2 separate regions of the Homo sapiens genome follow, and region 1 is linked to region 2. Evidence: chromatin loops called from intact Hi-C (ENCODE). Cell type or tissue: gastrocnemius medialis. All regions are shown on one strand.

Region 1 (8,000 bases), 680 kb after region 2:
TGAGGTCCGAGCGCAGATGGCGCCGCCGAGCGCCTGAAATATACTTGCAAGGCCGCAGCAATATACTTGCAAGGCCGCAGCCGGAGCAGCTGTTCCAGCCGATCCTAGCTCGAAAGTTCCTCTGTTGCTCTGGGAGAGGGCGGGGGAGAGCAGGCTCGAGAGCCAGGCTCCTCCGAGGCTGGTCTTGAGGCACTTCTCTAGTAGCTTCTCCAAAAGACTGAGAGTGCCGGCGTAGGTATGACAGTGAGGGTACCTCACAGACCCTTCTCCAAAGTCTGGCGGGCCTTGGGGTTTTTCGGGGCCACCAGGCTCGGTGGAATTTTTGAAACGCTTTCGAAATACATAGTTTCCTCTGTGGAGTGAGTGCCTACAACGCGCAGGCCGGACTGATCCCCCGTTGCTGCAGGTTGGTGCCCCAAGCTGCGGGTGCTCGGGCGCCAACTAAAGCCAGCTCTGTCCAGACGCGGAAAGAAAAATGGGCTGTGAAAAAGCAAAAGGCCTCGTCTTTGAATGAAAGTTAAACATTAAAATCTGACCCTAGAGTTGTCTAAAGATCGCGGAATTTTGAAGCTCCGGCAGAGCGGACTAAAAAACGGTGCTATGAGAGATGGTGAGAATACTCTAGGCATGAACGTGTGCGTGTGTGTTTGTGTGTGTGTGTGTGTTTCATTCTTCCCGCAAAACAATTTTTTGTTTTTTTCCTATTCCCGGTTTGTTATCGGCCTAGGGCGGGAGAACCACGCAGCGGCTTCTGGGCCCTAAGGACAAAAGAGTTAAAACAATGAGGCTCACCCGGGAAGAGACGCTGCCCTGGGCACAATAGGGTCGCCTGCATTACTCCTCCATACACACATCTTTAAATGTGTCCCTGTGTGTGTTCGTTAGGGTGCTGTATTACAGAAAAAGAAAGGCCTAAAAACACCCCCAGCCCTGGTCGCGCCTTTCGCTACCGCCTGAGTCTGGAGCCGACAGCTCCACCTCTTCTGCTCCCTGGACCGCCGCGTCTCCACGCCACGGCGCCCTTTTTACTAAAAGATCTTTTCTCATCCTATCAGCAAATCGTTAAGAAAGGCTTAGCCATTGCGGGGGCTCCAACTTAAGGATTCCCCCGGCCCACTAAAAGGCTAGGCCCGGCCTGTAGCCCAGCTCCGCAGAAAGCCAGAGGGTGCTGGGCTTTCAGCTTCTTCCTCCTAGACACTTGCCCCACAAATATATTTCGTTTTCTCTAATCCAAATACCCATCTTTTTCTTTTTTAAAAAATGATAACGTAATGGGAAATGACCAACCGAACTCTGTTACATAAAGTTAGTTCTGTTAGATCTTCCACCCCACCCCCATCCCGCGGGAGCGAGTAAATAGAATTCATGAGCTTAGCTCCCCAGGTTCACGCTCTGGAATGGTTTCTTTTTGCCTCATTCCCTAAGTTTTCTCTCTTCTGCCTCCTGAATGGAGCTCAGGCTAAGGAGAACGGCAGAAAGAGCAAACTCTGATCTGAATCTCTAATTATGACCCCATGTATTACCCATTTGAACATAAGGCCCTAGACGGGCTCCGTGCGATCTGGGGCCTCCCAAGAGAAAACTTCCCCGGGACAGGACGTCTGCCACGCGCAGCTAAACAACTTCTGTTTTTTCCGCCGTGGGGAAAATAAAAGAACCTTACAAATTCTAAGGCGTCATAACCCCTGCAAGAACTTCTAACTGTATGAAGGCCCACGCGAGATTTTGACAATAGATAAATGAGCTGAGGAAATAGGGTCTGGCCAGCGAAGGGAAACACACAGTAGCCCTGGGTGCCTTTCTGGAATGCCCACGCAGGGGTCCGCGTGGACAAGCACTTGCATTCAAATACAGGAAAAGGCTTGGACGGTCGAAATAAATCTCCTTTTAATTTTCTTTTCATCGACTAATAAAAATAATTCCCCAGCACTAAACTCAAATACCGTAACGGGCCACAAAAACACGGAGAATTCATAAAACTCTATCTCTGCAGGTCACCCGCTAATCGCATTATTATTAGCCTCGGGAGCATGGAAATTGAACTGTCACTGCCTAAAGAGAAAATGTAAGCGACAGCTGTCCCTCCTCTGAGTTGGACAGCTTTGTGGCTGAGATCCCCAAGCTCCTGAGCCCCAGACCGTCTCTATCCCAGTGCAGGCCGCTGCCCCCTCCCCGGGCTTGTCAGCGTGTGAAGCGGGGTCTACTCCCCAGCTCTGGCTGTTCAGCAGGAGCACCTTCCAGCATGGTTTTAGAAGTCCGGGCTGGAAAGCTTCTGAAACCGCTAAACCAAGTTGCGAGCGTTGTATGTGCGCGCGCGCACACTCAAGATTCTTCCGACAACAGCTGTTCCCCCGGGCTGTTTTTGCACAGTTGAAATCTTGGCACTTAACACAAAACGTTAAAGTTGGCTTCTCCCCTCCTAGGGTTCTGTTAAAATACAGACATGACATCCCCCCTGCTTTTTACATGTTCCGTGCACATAATATACATGGGTTACTGTAGGATCTGAGACACAAATCAATCGTACCCACACCCTAAATACACAGAGATGTGGGCCCTGAAGAGTGACCCAAGGAGTAAGGGGTCTAACATCCATTCTTGTTTCCGTAAACGCCAAAGGAGTAGAAATATAATTATGTTCCACCATCGAAAAGTTGGTGGGAGAAAGGCAAGGACGAGGTTGAAGGCTAAATGAGACAACTGGTCATTCCCCGAAGACTGAGGTATTGGATTGGAGAACGCCGCGCCAGTCCTCCCGAGTTCTCAGAAGCGAGTCCTAGATCTCGGCTCCCGCCGTTGCCTTCGGCCCGCGCCCCTCCCAATCCCAGGGACCGGCAGCCCTTCATCCACGGACACCCAGAAAGCTGCGCTCTCCACCCAAAAGAAAAAGAAATGCAAACAAACAGGACTCCTTGCTTAGGCTGGCGACGAAAATGCAAGGCTCAGTCCAGCCCCAAAAATTGGTTCCGGTGAATTTAGGGAGGCTCAGGGCATTTGCGCGAAGAAACAGAAACCTATGTTGGGGCAAGGCAGGGCGTCAATGGCAGGGCCTAGCTCCTCACCCGCGACCGGCGACTGGCCCTTCGGCGTCCCCTCTCCGCCCGCCTCCCGCGGTCGGCTGCGACGCACTCACCCGGGTGAGGCTCCAGGCCGTGTGCCGCCGCGTCCTCCGTGTCTCCGAGTGGGCCCGCGGGGCTCAGCGCCTCCATAGACAGGTCCAGCCCCTTCTCCTCCCAGTCTCGCAGTTTCCGTTTTTTATTTGAGCCGATCAAGGCTTCAACGGAGAAGGCATGTGCTCGCGAGCTCAGGGCGACTGCAGATCTTCTCCTTTCACTCATTTTAGCCGCCCACACCCCTGCCTCCGCTTGCCCCCGCTACCGAGGGAGCAGCCGGCGCCCTCAAGCTCTGAGCGCCCACCGGGCCCGGCCCGGGAGAGGCGGAGGCGCGTCGGACGAGGCTGAGACTGCGGCTCGCGGGTCTCTCCACCCTCCCCCTGCGTCCTCCTCCGCCCTCCTCTGCCGGATCCGACCTGCGCCCCTACGCTGGCCCAGCTGCTAGGAACTAGCGCCCCGAGCGCCGCCCGCTCGCTGCATGAGCGCCCGAGTCCTGCTTCCCACCCACCGGGGCAGGCGCTCACAGACTGTGTCCACTGAACTTCATCTTGTTTTTGTTATTATTATTATTCTCTCTCCTCTCTCTCTCTCTCTCTCTCTCCCCTCCCTCTCTTTTTCTCTCCTCCCCCTCTCTCTCTCTTCCTCTCTGCCTTCCCGTCCTCCCTGTGATCCAAACTTCTGGGAAACTTTTTTTTCCGCTAAATTCCTCCCTTCCCGAGGAACAGGGGGCAGGCGGTGCGCTCCTGTCCGAGGGGTGAGGGAGAGGGAGGGGGAGGAAGAAAAAGACTGAGGGGGAAAAAAGCCAGCCCCCAACCAATAGCGAGGAGGGAACAAGAGAAACTCCGAGAGCGCGAACCAATGAGAGGAAGGGAGAGACTGAGGCCCGGGCCAAAGCGCAGCGCCAGTCGTCCCCTGGATGCTCCTGGGCCGACTTTAACCCCTGGCTTCCCGGTTTCCCCATGGGTTACTCCAAGAGGGAGGTAGGACAGTTGAAAGTTGAGGTCTGATCTGCGCCTTTACAAACTCCTGCAAATCCCAAATCCATACGTTTTTCTTCCAGATCTGCTGGTCTCATAGACGCTGCAAGTCCAGAGTCACTTTAGTTGCAGATCTGGAATTTTGGGGCTCTGACAAAATGTTAACCTGTCCAAAATGCCAGAAAACGATTCTGATAATTTCGCGTCAGCCCCTAGGTGCTTTAGAATATTCTGGTTCCTCCTGGATTTCGCCACACAGGTTTTAATGTTCCTACTGAACGTTTTCTAAGCAAATCTGGGTAAGGCAAAAGGAAACAAACAAACAAGCAAACAGAAAGCCCTGTTACTAACCAGGGTCTTGTAACTGAAAATTCAAAGACCGCTTCCTCCTTCCAGCTCTACCTGGTGGAGAAGGAGACACAGGCGCCTTGAGAGCAAGGGGCGGGCGGCGGAGCGCGGGGTTTAGGGCGAGCTCCTCAGGCGTATTCCAGCTGGGCCCCCTCACGCCGCAAATACTCTCTTTCCCTACGGCCCGAACGCTGGGCTGCGCTTCGCCTGTTCCGGGCTCTTGTTGCAGAGAACCTATGGAGAGGTGACAGGCAAGAACAGCTAGGAACTTTAACAGAAGAGAAGGAGCTTTTTCAAAATTCCCTGCAAATCCCGTTACCTCAAGACCATGGCTTTCCCGGCCAGCTGATCTCCCCCCTGGCCGCCCCCTGCCTTTTGCGATCTCTAAGGACTGCATTCAACATGGATTTCTAAGGAATTAAAAAATCCAACGCTCCTGGCCATTCTTAATTCCCACACCTCTTCCCAAGTTACGCCACCGGTCGAGGACGGCAGGAGACCCCCGAGTGCAGAGAAAGCTCAAACCGGCAGCGAAGTCGGTCCTAGCCAAGCTGAAAAAACGTCTCGGATTTCGCGGACAGCGGCCTAGACACAGCCCGATCTTCCAGTCCTAGTGCCCTGGTCGAGACGGTTCTATCCTTTTGCAAAGAAGCCGGAAAGAGCTGGGTCCCGGGGGCGGGGGACAGACTGAGAGGCCAAGCAGGCCAGTCGTGACGACAGCCAGGCCCTTAGAAGTCTCCAAACCTGAAAGTTTAGGTTAGGGGGCCCACAGCCTGTTAAGATTTCTTGTTGTTGTTTTCGCGAGGCCCGGGAGAATCAGCTCTCCCACCTTGCGGCAAGAAAAGATGACTTGTCAGGCCTCTGAAACGCCGAATTCTCTGCCGGACTGCGGAGGGGCCCAGGGAAATCTAGTCTTTATTATTACAGTTGGAAGTGTTCTGGTGCTGAAGGCAACCACAGTGTTGTGAATTCACCTTGGGCCTCTTTGGACAAGAGGCTACTTTTGCCCCCTTCCTTCACCCCCGCCCCAAATTAGGATCCAACCAGGATGTCAGGAAGCTAGCATCCCAGGCGAATGCAAAAAGAACAATGGAAAAGCCACCGGATGAGTGTGATTCAGCCAAGCCTGACCTCCCCGGAGCCTGTGTCTCAGGCTTGGAGGTCCCCAGGGAGCACGAACATGAACTCTGGGGAGCTGGAAGCAGGGTACTGGTCCCCGCCTCCTGCAGCTCTGCCCAGAGGACTTGGGGAGCCCGGATGGAGAGGCGCAGGATCTCCCACTTCAGTCAGCATTTGGCGTTGCTTCCAGGAGTCGTCGCTGAAAGTCAGCGCGCATTCACTGCTACCGGGCTTCAGCAGAGAAGCTGGAGACAAGGCAGACGGGAACCCGCAATTTCCTTCCCCAGCGGCTGGGGCCTCTCTCTCACCTCCCAACTCTGGTGTCGCCCGGCGTTTTCCGCCTGCGGCTGGAGCCTGCCCCTACCAAGCTTGGTGGGGTAGCAATGGGGCCGGCCTCTAGACTTTCCCAGCTCTTTTCTCATCCCCATAGCCGGTATCTCCCATCTCTCTCTGGCAGCCTTTTGCCTTTCACAGTTTCTCACAGGCCTGGTTTGGACTGAGAAGCGGGTACACCATATGCCTCACCCTCTCTGAGACCATGGAATTTTCTCAAAAAGGAGGACTTAGCCTGGGCAACATGGAGAAACCCCATTTCTACAAAAAATACAAAAATTAGCCAGGTGTGGTGGTGTGGGCCTGTAGTCCCAGCTACTCAGGAGGCTGACAGGGGAGGATCACCTGAGCCCAGGAGGTCCAGGCTGAAGTGAGCCGAGATTGCACCACTACACTCCAGACTCGGTGACAGAGTGAGAACCTGTCTTCTCAAAAATAGAAAAAAAGGAAAAAAAAAAAAAAAAGGAGGACTTTTTGGTTATCTAGGAACATAATTGCAAGTCCAGAGGCCCGATTGTTCCTGTGTGTCCAAAGACGCAGCATCTGAGAGGCATACATAGAGGAATGAGCAATGGTTTCAACAGCATGCATCTGCATCCTCTCCGAAGCTTGCACTCCGCAGAGTCAGGAGTCAGCCAGAAGAGTTTCCACACCCCTCCTTCAGATTGCACATAGGCTGCTCCCACCCCCATTCCACAGACACACATATCCTGGAATTGTAGGTTAGGCCACTAAAACCAACCGAACCCAAATGAAAGCAGGATGGTTTTTAACAGTCTTGAAAATAAGGGGTTTCCTCTAAGTAAATGGGAGGAGCAGTGAAAACTCCCGTGACTCTATAGGAGTTAATGTAAGGTTTTTCCCAGAAGCATGCACTCCTTGGTGGGTGACTGCTGATGGGAAGGAAAATCTGGAGAAAGAGTAAGCAGGATGGCTTAATATGTGTGCTTAGGTGTACACTCGTGTGCAGTTGAGGGAGGCTTTGGGAGATTACATGTAAGAATCTGCAAGTGTGATACAAATTTTCCTTCTACTGATTACATCAACGGGCTTTAAAAGTCTCTCCTCATTACCCCAGCTTATCTCTCTTTTAACCTTTATGGGTAAGGGTGGGGTCCGCAGTTTATGAGGCTAATTCCCTAGGCACTACCTAGGTTTCCCTGCTACAGGCTTCAACTTTTCGCCCTGAGTGCATCCTACAGGCGATCCACCCTGAAATGACTCCATTTCAGGGCTGTTTTTGGCCTGAAACTGATTGACAAAGACCAAGCAAGATGTCTGCCTCCCACTTACCCCCTGCAGGTCCCCCAAAAGGAAGCGAAGGTTATTGGATACCTGGGAAGTCTGAGGAGCCCTGGGGTTTCACAGGCTACCTGCAGGGGCTTACAGAGGGGTGGAGGTCCAGGCCTAGTCTTGGAAGGGGAAAAATTAGAAAGAGAAAGGCAATACAGTAACTGTTCACCTACAACTGACCAGGTCCAGATATTTTGATTTTTCAAAGGAAGAGCAGAGTCATGCGACAACAGATCAGAGTCATAAACACAAATAGGCATTCCAAGAAACGGAGCGCCCACATCCTCCACATACCTGTCTTTTCCTCCCATTACCCCACACTGAATAGCACCTTAAATAACACCACTGCTAATGCCTCAATACCAAGGTGAACCACCAGCCGGCTTTGATTTCAGAGTTTTGAGTGAGTAATTGAAAACAAAGTTAAAAATAGTTGGCCAGCCGGACATATTAGGCTGCCCTTAAACACGTGGGTAAGGCACCCTGTGGGGGTGAGAGAATTACAATGAATTCGCCCATCAAGGTAGGTATAAAACATTATGAGGCGTCTATGGGGTGGGAAGAAACCATCTAGACTGCAAGGCGAGCTGGAGCCTAGTGACCAGGTCTGGTTCACCTCCAAACTGTGTGACCTTCGGCAAGTCGATTAATGGCCCATGCCTCAGTTTCCTTATCCTCAGAGTGAAAGGGTTCTTAAAACTTTACAACTAAGCAAAGCAGGCAAGGTCATCGACCGTGGGGCTGGACAGATCTGAGATTTTATTATTGCTGTGATCGAATCTTCTGGGAATGTGAGGTCAACGATTCCACTTTTCAC
Region 2 (8,000 bases):
TCAAAGAACGGCATTTGCTTTTTGTTACACAAATTATTTCAGTGTTTAAGGACAAAATGAAACAAAACAGGAAAACCAAATTAACAAGAAAAAATTCCCTCTACAACCTTACCCCTGCCCCGCCCCCCACCATTTTCAAGGGTCTTATGTCAGGAGTGTTTTTTGTTTTTGAAAAGTCTTTTCCTGCCTTACTTGAAAATGGCTTATATCTGCACTACCCAGGTTAATTTTTAGATTTTGCTGGTCTTTTCAAAGACATCTAAGAGAAAGAAGCTCATGGGCTGCGTGTGTAATGTTAAATAAGGTCATGCTTGCTGTTGGTCATGATGGCTCCCACATGACAGGGGACTATTTTTAACTGAGACAATTGGTGAATGACTCAGGAAGACCTTCCAAAGCCAAGTGGCAGCTTGGAGGAATCAAAATTGCTATTAACTGAGGAGAAAATAACTAATGCAGTAGGCTGAAACTGCCCATTTTCTGTTTTCAGTATATCTGGCAACCAAATAATACTATAATAAAACAAATTTTAAAAGCCTCACTAGTACAGATATAGGTATGCTGCCAGCTAAATACTTTGTTGCCTTCCTGGTTCAAAAAATGATTTTGTAGGAAAATAATTTTAGAAAATGTTGAACATAAATACCTCTTTTGGATGTTTACAACATAAGTTTGTATAACAAATGGATGTCACAAAAGATTGTTTATGTTTATGGGGGTGGAAGTAAGGGTAGGGAGGCAAAATTTGTAGAATGCATGCTCCCGGGAACACACTTTAGTATATGCTGATCCAAGCTGATACCCTCCTTTTACAGATGAGAAAAATGGAGACCTTGGGAGGTTGAATAAGTTTCTCAAGAGCACCTAGTTTGTGAATGCAAGAACTAGAACTAAAACCTGATCTATTAGACTTTCCACAGCTCTTGATCATATCTAACCCTCACAGTTACTCAGAGTCTACAACTGATGTGTCAATTAACACTGTAACCATTAGTCTTGTATTTAATTTTCTATTTAAAAATCATTACTCTTCTTGCATTCTCAAATGACCCACACAGCACAAATGTATTTGTTGTTCTTTGAATGGGAGGCACTTTATACAGACAGGTCATTTTATTATTATTAAGGTCCTATTCCTGGTAAATCACAGAACTGGACTTTTACTGCCATGTGAAGCTGTCTTTCTTGACTGATTTTAAAAGGAGTGAACTCTTTAGTGATGATTAAGGGAATTTCAGGCTGGGGGCTGGCCAGTGGAGGAGGCCTGTCTCTCCTGAGACTAGGTGAAGTGATCTAAGGAGCAGGAAGGGAAAAGCCCTTGCCTCCTGCTGCAGTAATAGTAAACACAAGACCTTTAACTTTGAAAAGCACTTTACCTTGTGTATCTGAAATGACTGCTTTAAATATCTAAGGCACATCCAGTGAGCTAAGTGCAAGAACCCTTATCCAGAAAACTATGTTTGTTTGTTTTTTTTTCCAGGATAACTATCTTTTTCCATTAAATCTATACTGTGCCTCTTTTTCTTCAAAATTCTCATCCACATCGAGGAGAGCACAGGTCTGAAGGTGTAGTTGAAAATAAGCAGCACATCAATTTCATGTTGCCTTTGCTATGGTAAGAGACAGCCTCAAGGGCCAGCTCAATGGCACAGTGTTTCAGCAGCGGGTTTGGGTTAGGGTTTAGGAAAGGTCACGTGTCTTTCTTTCAGAGAGGGAAAAAAAAGTTGAAAAGCAGGTCAATAACTCTAGTTATAAGAAGAGTGGCTGCTTCCAGGAAGTGAGTTGCAAGGGCTGGGGTGTATGGGGGTGGGGAGCGCTCTTAATTTAGATCTAGAGTCATCGTTATGTATTAAGTGCCTGTAGACTTTTGTCTAAATTTTAATAAGCTACCTATATGTTTGGCTGGGTTGATTGAATCCACCTGAATAATTTCCTGCCCATTTCAGCAGCATTAATCATATGTACTGTTTCCTGACACTTTTACTAATGTGGTATAGGACATGAACAAAAGCTGTAGTTTCATTCTTTTTGCTGTGCCTAAAATACCCATATGTACTCATATGGATGATTGGCACTTGAAATAGAAAAGAGAGTATGTATTTTTATTTTAAATGGCCGGGATATGCAGGTGAACTCTGCTATGAAGGATGTTGGGAAAAGAATTAATTGAGTAATCTAATTAAATGACAGTAATCAAAAGATGTCTCACTCAGTTCTCATAAAAATACAATGAGGTCACAGTGTTTGGCATTTTACTGATGAGGAAACAGAAAAAGCTCAAAGAGACTGAATAACTTTTCTCAAGGTCACATAATAATAATGACGGCTTCAAAATTAAAATCTAGGTCTGAATCACTTTCACTCTACTCAGCATGTAAAAGTAAATCCCTCCTGACTATTCTTTTATCTTTCAGTGAAGATTCTATAAACACTCCAGAAATGCTCAGGACCTCAGATGATTGACCCAAATATCAAATATTGTATCATAGATATGTTCACATATATACCTATATGAACAATACATATTGTATTATTTTATATTTGTAGAACAAAACTGTTCATTACTGGTTTCATTAGAAGAAATTTATGCTACAAAAATGTTCAGCATGGGCAAATTCTAGACTGCTCTCTTCGGTATGAAGGTGCAATACTAACTCAGAATTTGATAGCCTTTATGAGTCACTGTGAGACCCTTGCCTTCAGTAGTAAGGTTAGGATAATAATATTTGATCCTATTTGTGACATCCATAGTCAAAGATGTTATGAAAGTACGTTGGACTCACATGAAAACAAAACAAACCTGTTGTGGTAAAAAGCATCCATGACTTTGTCAAGGGACCAGTTTTTGCAGATTTCCCAACCTGGTAAATGTCTTAGGAGTCATGAAAAATGCATATAAAAAAGGGGATTAACATTTTGAATGTGCCTGTAGAAATACTTCATATGGGAAAACGTCTTAGTGGTTTTATTGTACTGAATAAAGCCAAAGAAGGATTATTTTTACATTAAACCCCTCACCTAACTAGGACCACCTGGTGTACATTGTGTCACATAAACCAGTGATGTCCCAAATCCCCTTCCAAAAGAAAAGTCACATTGCAAAGGTTCGCCGTGTTCTAATTAGAAGGCACAGTCAGTTCTCCTTTCATACTCTGGGGGGCTGCATGCTGCAATCTTTCAAAGGCACAAGCTCAACCTCTTGGCTGACTAATTTTCCCACTATCTCCCTTTCCTTTTTTCCTGGCTCCTAAAGTGATCATTTAAATATCTTTCCAATGTGTTGAGCCTCTCAAGAAGCAGTTTCTACACATGTTGACACCTATTGGGTGTAACTGGTGAAAGGGCTTCAGTTTTACTAAAGGGCTTCTACTAGCTTCTGTGAACTCCTTGCTATAAAGTGCCACAAGCATTATTAGCAATGACAAATTGGGGGTTTTTGTGAGATTTCTCTTAATAAAAAGAATACCCATTTAGATACTTAAAGCAGTTTGAACATTTCTTAGTTTCCTTTGTACATTTGTAAATTTTATGTATAGTCTACCAGGAAAAATGTATATACACATATTTCCACGTGGTCCTTTAACTTTTAGGAGCCCATCACTCCATTAATCATTGACATGACCTGTTTCATAATGTCTACTTGCACATACAGCAACAACACTCATTTGCAATATTATCATCAAAATAAATTTTAAAACCCTAACATTTATGCATATTACAAGTAACCATTAGATGGTGAATCAGTCAACCTCGAAAATCTAAATATTTCAATTTTTTTAAAAGGCAAATTGACTTCTGATTTGAGATGAATTTTACAAATTTGCTGTTAGAAGTCTACAACCACATTTCCTTTGTATGTGTGTGTGTATAGTTGTGGGTGTAGGTGTATGTTCGTGCGAGTAGGTATATGTGGATTTACCAACTGTTAACATTTTTTTCATATTTACTTACTCTCTCTTCATAAATATACAAATGTATATACATTTATACATATATGTATTTTCTAAACTATTTGTAATTAACATAACTAACATTTATGCATATCGTACTTGGCATTATGTGGTGAAACAGTCAACTTTAAAGTTGTAGACAGCATGACACTTCACCCCTAAATATTTCAAACTCTACTTTCTAAGCAAATGACCCACTTCTATGTAATCACAATATCATTATTATACTTAAGAAATGTAACATATTAAAATTTCTCCAATTGTCTCAAGAATGCCTTTTATAACTATTTTTCTAAAATACAGAATTCAATTAAGGATAACATATTACAATTAGTTATATTGTCTTTTTAGTTTCCTTTAATTTAGAAGAATTCCCTGATGGCTTTTGTCATTCACGACATCACATTTTTGGAGAGTTCAGACAAGTTATCTTGTAGCATGTTCCACAATCTCCTTATGATTCAGTTCAGGTTAAACCTTTTTGGCAAGAATACTCCATAAATGATGTGGGAACCATAAGTACAGCTTGTGCTGTTTTTGGAGCATTCAGAATGAAGATACCATCAACTTCTGCGCCCTTTATGCACAGTTAAGACATCAATCACACATAAGGTATCTCTCTGTCTCTCTTTCTCTCTCTCACACAGACACACACATACAAAGTACACACATAAAAATATCAGACTTTAAAAAAAAAAAGTTATCTATTTTTAAGCCTGGCCATGGATCCCATGAGAATATTCTGGAAAGAGATACAAATTGATTATTTCACTGGCCCCAGCCTAGGATGGTTTTTATTAAAGGGAAGGGATTTGGGAAGAGGATTAAGGTGTCTTTAGGCCTGTGGATGCTGGGTGATAGAAAACCTGAAATCTGTAATGGGACAATATGAGCAAAACAGAACTTGGTCAAAGGAAAGGAAAAGGCAAGGAAGCCGGGGAGTCGCTGAGAGAAGTGATATGGACCAGGGTGGATTGATAGAAGTCTTTTCAAACTCAATGAATTCTAGAGGCAGTGTTTAGTAAATCTTTTGTTAGTTTACTAGGGTTTGCCCTTGGCAAGCTTTATCTTTTTGTTTCTAAGAAATAAAAATAGGAAGAGAAGGCTCGAAAAGCCTTTTGGACAGAAAATAGCACTGAGAAAAACAATATTTTGATGAGTTAGTGCTAAATGAATTAGAAACATGTGGACTGAATTTCCCTTGAAATACAAATGGATTGAATAATTAATGGAAAAAGCACTTGGCAAAATGTACTTGAGGTTTTTATTGAACCCGAACCAAAACATTTGAAAATATTTTGAAATATGTGAAAAGTATAATATACATCTGGATTTGCCCAACCCTACTAAGGATACAGGAAACATTATTTTTATTTAACATTTATATGATAGCTGCAGTGTGCCTCAATCCTAAGGTATTTTTTACAACAGCCCTATGGTGTAGGTTATAATTATTATTTTCATTTTTGGCAAGAAATTTCCCAGTACTTGCACAGTGGGCTTCAAGTAGAAGTTTTTATTAGTCTGTGTTTTTTAGAGGTTTTTGTTCGTAGGAACATTGGACCAGTAGACACAAACCTAGGTCCAAGTCTTGGCTTTACTTCTTATTGACAATCACATTGTATATCTTCTTGGTAGATTTTATCATTTTGTAGTTTCTCCCTTTTCTTACTAATATATTTTGATTTAAACACAATTTTTCCAGATAGTACTACTACTATACCAGCTGTCTTTGGTAACTATTTGCCCAATATATCTGTGGTAGGCAGAACAATGACTTCCTAAAGATGTCCACATTCTAATCCCCAGGACCTGTGAATATGTTATAGTATATGGCAAAGGGAAATCAAGGTAGCAGATGGAATCAAGATTTCTCCTTAAAATAGGGAGATTATTCTGGGTATGCATTCACAAGGACCCTTAAAAGTAGAAGAGGGAGGCAGAAGAACAGAGTCAGAGAAATAGATGTAATGACAGAAGTAAGTTCAGGATTGTGTGATATGATAAGGACTTAACCCACGTTGCTGTCTTTGATGATGGGGAAGGGAGATCACAAGCCAAGGAATGTGGGAGGCCCTTTAGAAGCTGGAAAAAGTGAGGAGCCTTGAGAAAGGAAAGCAGTCTTGCTGACCAGTGTCTTGATTTCAGCTCAGTGCAACCCATTTTGGACTTCTAACCTACACACTAGGAAGGTAACACTTTCGTTTTGTTTAAACCACTAAATTGGTGGTAATTTGTTACAGCAGCAAAGATAACTAATATATATATCATAACATTCTTCATTTTGAAATATTCTTTGCATATTAATTGTGTCTCTTATAAACAGCATTTAGCTAGTTTCTTAAAATTAATTTCACCACTTTCTGTCTCTTGGTAGATATGTAACCTGTTCACATTTCTGCAGTTCTTGAGCTTAAACTATTTGTGCCATAGTATTGCTTTTTAAAGTCTATTTTATTTCCTCTTTTCTACCTTTTGTTGTTTAATCACATTTTTTCTTCCTTTTCCTCTACTAGGTTTTAAAGTTATACAATTTATTTACATTATTTTGATGACAATCTTACATTAAAAAACAAAGTCTTTTGAAGTGTGTATAATACACATATAGGAAAATGTACATCAGAGTTATACAGCTATATGAATTGTCATAAAATAAATACAGACATGTAACCACCATCTTTCAAAGTCTTTTGAAGTGTGTATAATACACATACAGACTTTAAAAAAGTCTTTTGAAGTGTATATAATACACATACAGAAAAATGTACATTAGATTTATACAGCTATATGAATTATCATAAAATAAATACAGACATGTAACCACCATCCATGTCAAAAAATAGAATATTACTTATACTCCATAAAGTCCCCAGTACCCCTCCCTGTCAGTTCCTCCTTTCCAAGGTACCACTATCATGACTTCTAGTTTTAGCACCTTAAAAAAAGTGGAATCATAGATTGCTTTGAGCCTGGGAGGTGGAGGTTACAATGAGCTGAGATTGTGCCACTGCACTCCAGCCTGGGCGACAGAAACCCTGTCTCAAATTAAAAAAAAAAAAAAGTTATTTAAGTATATATTCCTTCTTCCAAGATTAACTTATGTTGTTGTGAATTGCTGTTTTGCATTCATTTCCTTTGCCATAGAGTGTCATATGTTCACCCAAAGACATGCACACAAATGTTTATAGCAATATAATACTATTCATAATAAGTCCAAAGCGGAAGCAACTTAAATGTCTATCAACAGTAAAATGGAGCTGGGTGTGGCAGCTCATACCTGTAATCTCAGCATTTTGGGAGGCCGAGGCAAGTGGATCGCTTGAGCCTAGGAGTTGGAGAGCATCCTGGGCAGCATGGTGAAACCCTGTCTGCATAAAAAAAAATACAAAAATTAGACAGATGTGGTGGCATGCCTAGCAGTCCCAGCAACTCAGGGGGCTGAGGTGGGAGGATTGCTTGAGCCTAGGAGGTTGAGGCTGCAGTGAGCCGAGCCATGACCACACCACTGCACTCCAGCCTGGGTGACAGGGCGAGATACCGTTTCAAAAAAACAAAGCAAAAACAGTAGAATGGATATGGAGATGCTTAGGATGGGGTTACATTGGATTGACTTGTAAACTGAAAATATCAAGTCAAAAAGGCATTTAACACGCTTAACCTACCAAACATCAAAGCTTAGCTTAGCCCACCTTAAGTGTGCTTGGGACACTTACATTAGCCTACAATTGGGCAAAATCATATAATACAAAGCCTATTTTATAATAAAGTGTCAAATATCTCATGTAATTTATTGAATGGTTATAAGGTACTTAAAGTATCATTTCTACTAAATGCATATCACTTTTACACCATTGTAAAGTTGAAAAATCATAAGTCAAACTATCATAAGTCAGGGACCATATATATATACACTGTGGTACACTCATGACTTCACATTTTAACATGCAGAATTAGAGTTTAAAGTTAACCAATATCTTTATCTATTCCTAAATAATATAAGGATTGAGGACAGCATACGTCTTTCATATTATTACAGCCTAAAATTTTAGT

The links. A loop is a pair of places that touch in the nucleus more often than their neighbours do. Peaks named below come from ENCODE experiments on the same cell type or tissue, not always from the same donor. Only the 100,000 strongest peaks of a DNase experiment are listed, where the experiment ranks them.
Region 1: it touches region 2 in a loop (4-fold over the local background); 4 of 110 quality-filtered maps call a loop at or near these places.

What each region holds. Positions count from the first base shown.
Region 1 is chr1:118,984,458-118,992,457 of GRCh38, forward strand. It overlaps TBX15 (T-box transcription factor 15), which reads right to left and starts at 3,886. Exons shown (of 8, transcript NM_001330677.2): 1 at 3,134-3,886. The coding sequence starts at 3,338. RefSeq lists enhancers at 756-1,433, 2,753-3,286, 3,287-3,819. In gastrocnemius medialis, no CTCF peak of the experiment used is centred here; DNase peaks (open chromatin) are centred at 94, 3,534, 3,964, 5,104 and 2 weaker places; H3K4me3 peaks cover 5,381 bases; H3K27ac peaks cover 6,218 bases.
Region 2 is chr1:118,301,986-118,309,985 of GRCh38, forward strand. No RefSeq gene overlaps it. Among named protein-coding and RNA genes, the nearest start is that of SPAG17, 120 kb to the left of the region's middle. In gastrocnemius medialis, CTCF peaks have their summits at 3,130 and 3,332; DNase peaks (open chromatin) are centred at 326, 1,796 and 3,171; H3K27ac peaks cover 3,517 bases.